Regions from separate parts of the Homo sapiens genome. Here region 1 is linked to region 2. Evidence: chromatin loops called from intact Hi-C (ENCODE). Cell type or tissue: mammary epithelial cell. All regions are shown on one strand. Region 1 has its middle 110 kb from the start of HLX-AS1. Region 2 has its middle 130 kb from the start of LINC02817.

Region 1 (5,000 bases), 210 kb before region 2:
TAATGGTGAGAGATAGGGGTCTAGTTTCATTCTTCTGCATATGAATATCAAATTTTTCCAGCTCCATTTATTGAAGACTGTCCTTTCTCCAGTGAGTGTTTTTGAAATCTTTGTTGAAAATCAGTTGGCTGTAAATATGAGGATTTATATCTGGGTTCTCTATAATGTTCCATTAGTCTATGTGTCTGTTTTTAAACCAGTACCATGCTATTTTGTTTACCATACTGTTTTGTAAATATTCTGCTTTGTAGTATATTTTAAAATCAGGCAGTGTGCTGTCTCTAGTACTGTTTTGTTGTTCAGAATTGCTTTGAATAGTTGGGGTCATCTGTGGTTCTATACAAATTTTAGGATTGTTTTTTTCTGTGAAGAATGCCATTGATATTTTGATAAAGATCATGTTGAATCTATAGATTGCTCTGGGTAGTATGATAATGTTAACAATATCAGTTCTTCCAGTTTATGAGCATTAGATGTCTCTCTATTTTTTTGTGCTCTCTTCAATTTTTTCATCAGTATTTAATAGTTTTCCTTGTAGAGATCTTTCACTTCTCTGGCTAAATTTATTTCTAGATATTTTATTTTATTTTTTTGTAGCTCTTATAAATGGGATTGCTTCTTGATTTATTTGTCAGTTTGTTTGTTCTTGATGTATAGAAACATTACTGACATTTGTATGTTGATTTTATATCCTGTACTTTTACTGAATTTGTTTACCATTTCTAAGAGTTTTTTGGTGTAGCCTTTAGGTTTTTCTCTATATAAGATCATGTTGTCTGCAAACGGACAATTTCACTTCCTCCTTTCCAATTTTGATGCGCTTTATTTTTTTATCTTGCCTGATTGCTCTAGCTAGGACTTTCTGATAGATCCCACTTGATCCTGAAGTATAATCTTTTTGATGTGCTACTGGATTTTGTTTGTTAGTATTTTGTGGAGCATTTTTGTATCTATGTTCATCAGGGATATTGGCTTATAGTTTTCTTTTTTTGTTGTTGTGTCCTTATCTGGTTTTTGTATCATGGTAATGCTGGCCTCATAGAATGAATTTGAAAGAATTCCCTCCCTTCAATGTTTTGGAACAGTTTGAGAAAAATTGGTATTAGTTTTGCTTTAAAATTTGGTAGAATTCAGCAGTGAGGCCACCTGGTCCTGTAGCTTACTTTGCTGAAAATTTTTATTATTGATTTAATCTCATTACTTGTTATTGGTCTGTTCAAGTTTTATATTTCTTCTTGGTTCAAGCTTGGTAGGTTGTAAGTGTCCAGGAATCGATCCATTTCCAATTTGTTAGAACCAATAGGTTTTCCAATTTGTTGGCATATAGTTGTTCATGATAGACTTTCACGATCCCTTGAGTTTCTGTGTTATCAGTTGTAATGTCCTCTTTCTTCATTTCTGATTGTATTTGGGTATTTTCTCTTTTTTTCTCAGTCTAGTTAATGACTTGTCAATTTTGTTTATCTTTTCAAAAAACCAATTTTTAATTTTGCTAATCTTTTGTATTTTTTGGTCTCAATTTCATTTATTTTTGCTCTGATCTTTATTATTTGTTTCCTTCTAATTTTAGATTTGGTTTATTCTTGCTTTTCTAGTTCCTTGAAGTGCATTGTTAGGTTGTTTACTTGCAATCTTCCTACTTTTCTGATGTAGGAAAACGTTTTTCTGATGTTTTATTGCTATAAACCTCTTGTAGGCAGCATATAGTTGGGTCTTTTTCATTATCCATTCAGCCGGTCTAAGTCTTTTAATTGTAGAATTTAATCTTCTTACATTCAAGGCTATTATTGACAGGTGAGGACTTACTCTTGTGATTTTGTTAATTGCTTTCTGGTTGCTTTGTATATTCTTTGTTCCTTCTTTTCTCCATTATTGTTTATCTCTGTGGTTTGGTGGTTTTTCATAGTGATAAGGTTGGATATCTTTAGATATACTTTTAATCAAATTGAAATAACAGGACATAGGCAGGAATATTATTTTTACTATTGAAAAGATACAAGCAAGAACAGATCATTACAACAGGGCAACATCTGTTCAGGGATGCATTGCTTATGCTGTAATCAGGGAACTGAAATATTGTTTCTTTATCTCATTTTATTCTCACTCTCCCCCTCTGCTGGGTATTACTATTATCTCCATTTAACTGCTGAGGAAACTCAGGCTGAGAGGTTAAGTGACTCATTCAAGGTCACCCAGCTGAGATGTGCCAGAATTGATGAGCCTATGACTGTAAAAATCCTGAACCTGTGTTTTTAACTAGGACATTTTTCTGTCTTAGATGTGACAGTCTCCTATGAGATGAGCTTATGCAGTTCTAAGATGCTGGTGGGATGAGAAGAGACCTTGAATGTGAGGGTTAAGCTCCAATTAGATATTTGTGCTGAAGTTTGTGGACCAGAGACCTTGTGATCCTGCACTTACCTCAGAGATAAGCTCTCTGTTCTCTCTGTCCCCAGTGGGAAGAGAAAAGGGGGTGACAAAGGGGATGGGGATGACTTTAGATTGTTAGGTGAATGAGCCAGTGCAGCCCCAGGGCAGAGAAAGCAGAGTGTAAGAGGAAGGCTAGTTAAGGCAGTGATACTTTATGGCTTACTAATGAATTCCATTTTATAGCCCAACTCCCTTAAGTTGTCTCTTCCTGTGATTAATTCTTGTTCTCTTTGTCCCCTTTAAGCAGACGGTTGTTGATAGGGAGTGTTCAGTGTTGAATGAGTAAAATGTACTAATGCATGTTTTCTTCAACCAGAGATAACCTTGCTTTAAACATGATGAATGTAACTTTTACAAGGGAAGATATCATCAGGAAAAGAGGGCTTGCGGCTTATGCATTGGACACTCAGGTATAAGCTCATTGCCTAGCAGCATTTCAATCTCAATCTCCCTCTCTTTCTCTCCTGACCATTTTGAATCACTTAATCTTTCTGTCAGTGTCCCTAAAATGAAGTGATTCACTGATGTAAATAAGCCAACTGACTGCTTTGTCCTGGATTTAATCAACAAGTTTTTTTTTCTCAAAAATATTTCACGCCTTTTTCTTCCCAAGTTAACGTTGAGACAAAGAAGCAGGGTTTTCCGGGAAAACTGTAGAGCTTAAAAGTCATTAAGAGTCATTAAATTACACAGGATTAGAAGTGACCTGTGTAATTTTTGAGGATCAGAGGACTTTGGTTCTCCTTATGTGTGCTTGTGCACAGACTCGCACAGACTTGGAGAGAGAATAGAGAGGTTGTTCTGGTTAGGATTATACACTTAGTAATTCAACCCAAACTGTCTCAATACCAGACTTCTTAGTTTTGGCGCAAGCCATCAAAATATACAAAGTAAAACCACCAGTCACTATCATTTATAGTCATATATTTATAGGGGTGTGTTCAGTATTGAGAAAGTTCTAGATAAGGTGAGAAGGCTGACCCCTTTGCTGGGACTCAGAAGAGAGGCACACACAATGTCGATGTCCATTTGAAAATAGAGGAAAAAAAAAAGAAAAGCTATTTTTGCATGAACAAATTATTTGCACATCTAGGTTCTTCCAGCTCTTGCAAAGGATCTCTTCCACGCTGGCAGGAAAAGACTTTAGCTTAAAGAGGGGGGAAAAAAATCTCTCTCCCAGAACTGATAACCAAATAAAATACTGTTATATTTTCTGTCTAATAAGCACAAGAAGTTCCATAACTCCCTTGATTAAGCATATTATCCTTCTTCAGAAAGTCAGCATGATTTATGCAAAAAGTGATTTGGACATACTTTCTCCGGCCATGGAGATTTCATAATTCCTGGTGTATGTCTGGAAAATCTCCCCTCGTCGTGAGTCCAAACCAAATTAATGTCTTCCAGAATGACCTGAGGAATTAATGAGGTTTTTGCTGTCAGTTTTACCCATCCAGGGTCAAGTAAATCATTTGCTGGCTCTCGGGGCGCTGTTTGTCTGCTGCCTCTCTGACTCCACGTTCAATGATAACAACGTTGCAGATGCCTTTGAAATACGGCATCACCGACACTCTCCGTCCATCTGCTGGGACATATTTTAGGCTCTGCTTCTCTTTCTGCTGTAAACTCGGCCTTTAATGGAGTCAGTAATTGCTGATAAATGGGGTATCAATGAAGTCAGTGCACTGGAGGTTTCCCCATTCTTTTCTGCTGATGTTTGCTATTTAAATCTCCTCTGACGTTACTGAAAATTATTGTGTGCCCAGCTCTTTAATTCCCCTACTGGTGTTCTTGGCTGAAGACTTGAGTTATTTTTTCCCTTCTTCTTTTTGGACAAACTAAAGCTGGTTGGGAAGAGGCTTTCCTGGGGAGCCTTTTGTTCTTCCTACCAGAAGCAGCTCTCAAACCTGCTGTCAGATCACGTGCAGAGAACTGGTTGGAGTCTTTTGGCTTTTTCTGCCCCTCTTCCACCATCCACATGCCGGGACCAGCTCCTTGGTAAACCTAAACTACGAGATCATTTGAAGGTTTCAGAAGTTTGACTTACCTTGTTTTTCTTTACTAAAGGTCTAGAGCTTTAGTGTTTGTAGATAAACTCATCACTGTTTTTTGCCTTTGTTTCTTTAGCTGTTTACAAATGAAGATTTAAAGTAAAAGCAAAGATTGTCTCCCTCCATCCTGTTCTCCTCATTTCTTTAATTTTGCATTTTGCATGAATACGTGATCGAGCTGCAGGTGCTGATGAGGCAACCCTGAGAGGGCAAGTGGTGTCTCATGTGGATCCTTAGCTACGTGTCCTGAGGAACCAGAGCTTGCTGCTTCCCACTTACCCTTTCAAAAATAGGAAAACCTGCGAACACTACCCACCAACCCCTGAGTTTCTGCTACCAGCCTGCCATAGGGATGTAAACATGCTCTAGTGAGTCATAAAAGGCTGAAGTTTAGTCTGAGTCTCCTTGACCTCCCACAGCCTCGGTTTTCTGAGCTATAAAATGGGGATGACCAGAGGTGCCTTACTTACCACATGGGATTTGGAAATGCTGCTTCTGTTGCTTGCTGACATTTTTGGGCAC
Region 2 (5,000 bases):
CTTGGTTATAGAAGACAAGGGTTTAACAGGACACTAATAGCAATTATGTCATGTTCTAAACCTTTTGTTTTTATTTGCTTGGAAGCTGAGGCCCAGGAAAGTTGAAGGACTTCCTCAAGGTCACAGAATCAGGACTAGTTTCTAGACCTCCTAACTCCAATCCCATTTGAACTTAGGGGGTAGTATATGACTGGTGTCTGACTGATACCAGTCAGAAAACAGATGGGTTGTGTGGATGAATCAGCTACACTTCTATCCTTTTCACATAACCCAGACAGTTCAAAGGAGTTGGAGATGCATTTGCTGTATTTTGCTTTTTGCAAAGGATAAGTGTCTCTTCCCAACTTTTATGATTTGAATAATGATTTAACAATGAAGATCCTGGAAACACAAACTCTATGGGAGGTTGGTAAACTTTTATTTATAAGATATGCTTATAAATAAAGGATATCTTTATTTTCAGTGCTGGGCTGCTCAGGATTAGACTAGAGTGAAGAAAACTGGATTGTATTTAGATTTTTCTGATATATTTGAAAGCTGAAAAGAAAGTATAGGAAATAAATACTTTTTTTTCATTTAAGATTTTAAAAGGAATTTAAGTGCTTGTTAAAAAAAAAGTTGCCTCTTGACTGTCGGTAATCTTTTCGGCAGACATAGAAAGGGAAACCTTTATACCTTTGTATTTTTAGTTCCTAACAAAGGACAACTGTGCATGAATGGGGAGAACATTAACCCCCACTTGCCCTCAAATGTAACCTGTGATCACATTGTGCCAACTACACCAGTGAGCACCAACAAATATAGTTATTAATTGAGGTTTCTCAAACATCTGGACTTTTGGCACCCAGAACCAAAATAGCTGGACATTTGTTTGAATTCTCTACTTGTTTTCCAAGCTTGACATTGAGTCAGAATAATAGCAGTTATAGACTACTTCCTATATGCCAGAGTCAGGCTAAATGTTTTACCTGTATTAGCTTGTTTAACCTTCACAACCATCAAATGAGTCCTAAAGTATGAATGATTCCTTTTAGAGATGAGGGTACTGAGGCTCAGAGAAGGAAGCACAGAGCTGATATGAGAACACTGTCTGTCTGATTATAAACCCTGAACTGAGAGTGTTTCATTTTGGCAAAATGACTACAGAGGGCAACAAATGATATAAATCCAATTTGTAGCTACCCTACTAAAAGAAAGAGTGACTGTACAATATCTGAGTTAATAACATTACTCAGTAGTATCACCATTGTTAGCAAATTTGATAATTTGGGGAAAATTTTTCCTTCTCTTGAATTACTCTGATGCATTCAAATTCACCTGATAATTGTGTATTACATGTATTACCCTTTGAGTATTAAAACAACTGAAAATACCTGCATCTTTGTCAGATTAAATAATTTAGAAAATGAAAAAATACACAAAAACAAATTAAATAAACATAAGACTCAATCCCTGGGTTAAAGATGAATATTGCAGTTTTCTTTACTAGTTAGTGGCTAGAGTTTTAACTAGGTAACCTTGAGCAAGTTACTTAATCTCTTAAGCCTCAGTTTTCTCATCTTTAAAACACAAATGATAACAAAACCTACTTTAGCCTACTTTGCTAAAGGATGGAATAAAAAAATGCATGTAAAGTGCTTAACACAGTGCCTGGCTTATAGCATGGTTTCAAAACATAGTTAATTATCTGTCATAACTTAAGCTGGTACCATGGGAGAACTGGAATTCAGAAGTACACCTGAGGTCTACTCCCACCAATGGGGTGGGGGGCTGGGGTGGGTCACTGGAGAGCAGAGAAACCTCATGCAACTTTCACCCTTTCTCCTTGTTTCTGGATCTTCAGTCGCAGAAGTAAGCCAGCTTCACTTCCTCTGTTACTACTGCCCCCTGCTGGCTGGGGAGGGAAAGATGCGATGGCAGAGCTGAAATTGTTTGCTTTCCTTTCTCTGCTTCTCACACTTCTCTGTGCCAGGTCTTCAGGTTTCTTTAAATATTAAAGCTGACTAACCCTAGCCTCCTGTAAAAGGATGTGAGAGCATGAATATGATCACTCTCTCTTTAGTACTGTAAAATTTTATGGTTATGTAGAAATTCAATGTTAAAAAAACCCCAACAACTCTATGATGAAATTTCTCTGGATAAATAATTAGTTATGCCCAGAGACACATTGTGGGGGCAGTGCATTTTTTGACCTTTCAACATAGACAGATGGTTTACGCATCTTCAGCATTCAGAGTTTTCTGAGGAGCATTATATAATCTCAGTGTGGTCACCAAATGAAATAAGAAATTCCTCATTTGGCAGATGGAGCTTGCGTATCGAGTTCATAAACTTTAATACTTCTCCCAAGTCCAAAATCAGAGACAACCTGCTCCCAAGTCAGTTTCCCATTTGCACTTAATTAGGGAGTGTGTTTTGGAGGTCAGTGAAAACCAGTGGAGTATGTTTTCATAATAACTTCCCTCACAATAAAATTATTTGGGAGGCAGCTATCCAACTTTTTCTGGAATGAGGGCAAGAAAAATGGGGACACAAAGTGAAGTTATTGGATACCTTATCTGGAACTGCCCAAAATGTTGACTGAGATCCAAAGAACACACAGTACCTTCTGGATCAGGGAAAAGGAGCCAAATGTTTTTATAGTCCCAACAATTTTCTTAACTACAATTTTGCTTCATTTCTAACAACGAAGTGAAGTACTTTTAAGGATTCCAAATACTAGAGAACAAAAGCCTTCTCAGAGTTGTAATCATGTCATACAGAAATAGAGACAGTAAGTATCCTGGTTAAGGAAAATGTGAATATGTGGATGAACAAAAGTGACTGGTAGTTAGGACAGGTAGCCAGACTGTCACTTACTGGCTGGATGCTTTTGTGTATTTGGGTTTAACAAAGATAACATGGTGAGTCCCAAACATGTTGCACCTCACTTTATAAAGTGTGATATCACTGTAGCTGTAGGAAAGTGTATTGTGCTTGTATTAGCCTTTTTCTAAAATGTCCTAGAATAATTCTAAGTCACAAATCAAATTAGAGAGAGTAAACTTCCTTAATAGATTAAGAAATCAAATTCTGATAGACTAGTACTTCTTTGTAGTTTTTTAAATAATATTTTTGCTATTTTTTCTGAGACAGAATTTTGCTCTTGTCACCCAGGCTGGAGTGCAATGGTGCAATCTCGGCTCACTGAAACCTCTGCCTCCCGGGGGTCAAGCTATTCTCCTACCTCAGCTTCCCGAATAGCTGGGACTACAGGCATGTGCCACCACGCCCAGCTAATTTTCTTTTCCTTTCTTTTTTTTTTTTTTTTGTATTTTTAGTAGAGATGAGGCTTCTCCATGTTGGCCAGGCTGGTCTCAAACTCCTGACCTCAGGTGATCCACCCACCTCGGCCTCCCACAGTATTGGGATTACAGGCGTGAGCCACTGCACCTGGACTATTTTTGCTATTTCTAAATTGCATTTGGCTTTTATAACTCCCATCAATCTAGAAGGACATGGCAAGATCCATAAATTTCTGAATTGTGGTTGGTGAACTTTTATCTCAATATGAAGCTGATGGCTGCAATATGTTGAAAGGATTTTCAACCTCATATACAGAATATGGTTAACTGTTTCCTCTTTCTCTTACTCGTACACACACACACACACACACACACACACAATGACTTGAGGTAAGATTTGTTATAATTATACTGTGTATGTTCAGTGAGAAATTGTTCTGAGATGAAGTCCTGAGGCTTCTCAACCAAATTTCTCTCAAAGGCAGTTCATATGTCAAGTTGTTACATTCACCAAATGACTGAAGTGTAACCATAACAAGGGAGCATGACCCATGCATCAGAATGAATACACTATTTCTCTTTAGTCTCTTAATTTAATAGTGATGATAACAAGGAATTTGTTATACTTCGTTTCCAATATTTGGCAGATCATTTGGATTATGGCCTTTATAAGTTACCTGTACGTAAATCACCCTAAATTCAGTTCAGCTGGTATTTTTCAGTGGCAACAGAAGTAACTTCATTTTATATATTAATTGTATGAGGTTTTGATATTTCAGGCTGCTATTTTAGGTCATGTACTGTGTGGTAGGCAGCTGCTAAGATGTCCCCCACTTATCCCTGTCTCCTGGTATTGACGCTGTTCTCTTCAGTATCACTGAACTTACATCTAATGAATAGAACATGATAGAAAACGATGGGATGTTCTTAACAAGGTTAGGTTAGAAAAAGACTGTGGCTTCTGTCTTGGATGCCCTCTCTGGATCTCTCTCTCTGGGAGCCTTCAGGCTTTGGGAAGTATGCTGCCATATTGTATATGGCCCTATGGGGAGATGCCCAGATGACAAAAACCAACCAACCAAACAAAACCCACAAAACCTAAAAATAAAAAATAAACCCTTATAAACCTGGTCAACAGCCAGTGAGTACCTGAAGCTTGCCAAGAGTCGCATGAGCAGTCTTGGAAGCAGATCCTCCCCTAGTCAGGCTTTGAGATGACTGCAGCCCCAGCTCATACCATCATTGCAGCTTTGCAAGAGACCTGGAACCAGAATGCACTCAGCTAAGCCATGCCCAGATTCTTGACTCATAGAAATTGTGAGATTGTAAATGTTTGTTATTCTGAACAGCTAAGTTTTGGGCATATTTGTTACATAGCAATTGATAACTTACAAACCTCTCTAAGTCTATGGATGGCTAAATATCACAGAGTAGCCATCCTTAAGAATAGTCAGAATAGTCAGTGATCAAATACTCTGATCCATATTCTTTGGCAGAAATTATAAGCCAGGTCTTCATCTAAAAGAAGAAATGTGATTCCGGGCAAGATGGCCTAATGGGAACAGCTCTGGTCTGCAGCTCCCAGCAAGACCAACGCAGAAGGCAGGTGATTTCTGCATTTCCAACTGAGGTACCCAGTTCATCTCATTGGGACTGGTTAGACAGTGGGTGCAGTGCATAGAGGGCGAGCTGAAGCAGGGTGGGGCATCACCTCAC

The links. A loop is a pair of places that touch in the nucleus more often than their neighbours do. Peaks named below come from ENCODE experiments on the same cell type or tissue, not always from the same donor. Only the 100,000 strongest peaks of a DNase experiment are listed, where the experiment ranks them.
Region 1: a loop joins it to region 2, with 13 times the contacts of the local background. A loop is called at or near these places in 7 of 110 quality-filtered maps.

The regions. Positions count from the first base shown.
Region 1 is chr1:220,988,451-220,993,450 of GRCh38, forward strand. No RefSeq gene overlaps it. Among named protein-coding and RNA genes, the nearest start is that of HLX-AS1, 110 kb to the left of the region's middle. In mammary epithelial cell, a CTCF peak has its summit at 2,114; no DNase peak of the experiment used is centred here.
Region 2 is chr1:221,201,764-221,206,763 of GRCh38, forward strand. No RefSeq gene overlaps it. Among named protein-coding and RNA genes, the nearest start is that of LINC02817, 130 kb to the right of the region's middle. In mammary epithelial cell, a CTCF peak has its summit at 1,891 (motif pointing left); no DNase peak of the experiment used is centred here; H3K27me3 peaks cover 120 bases.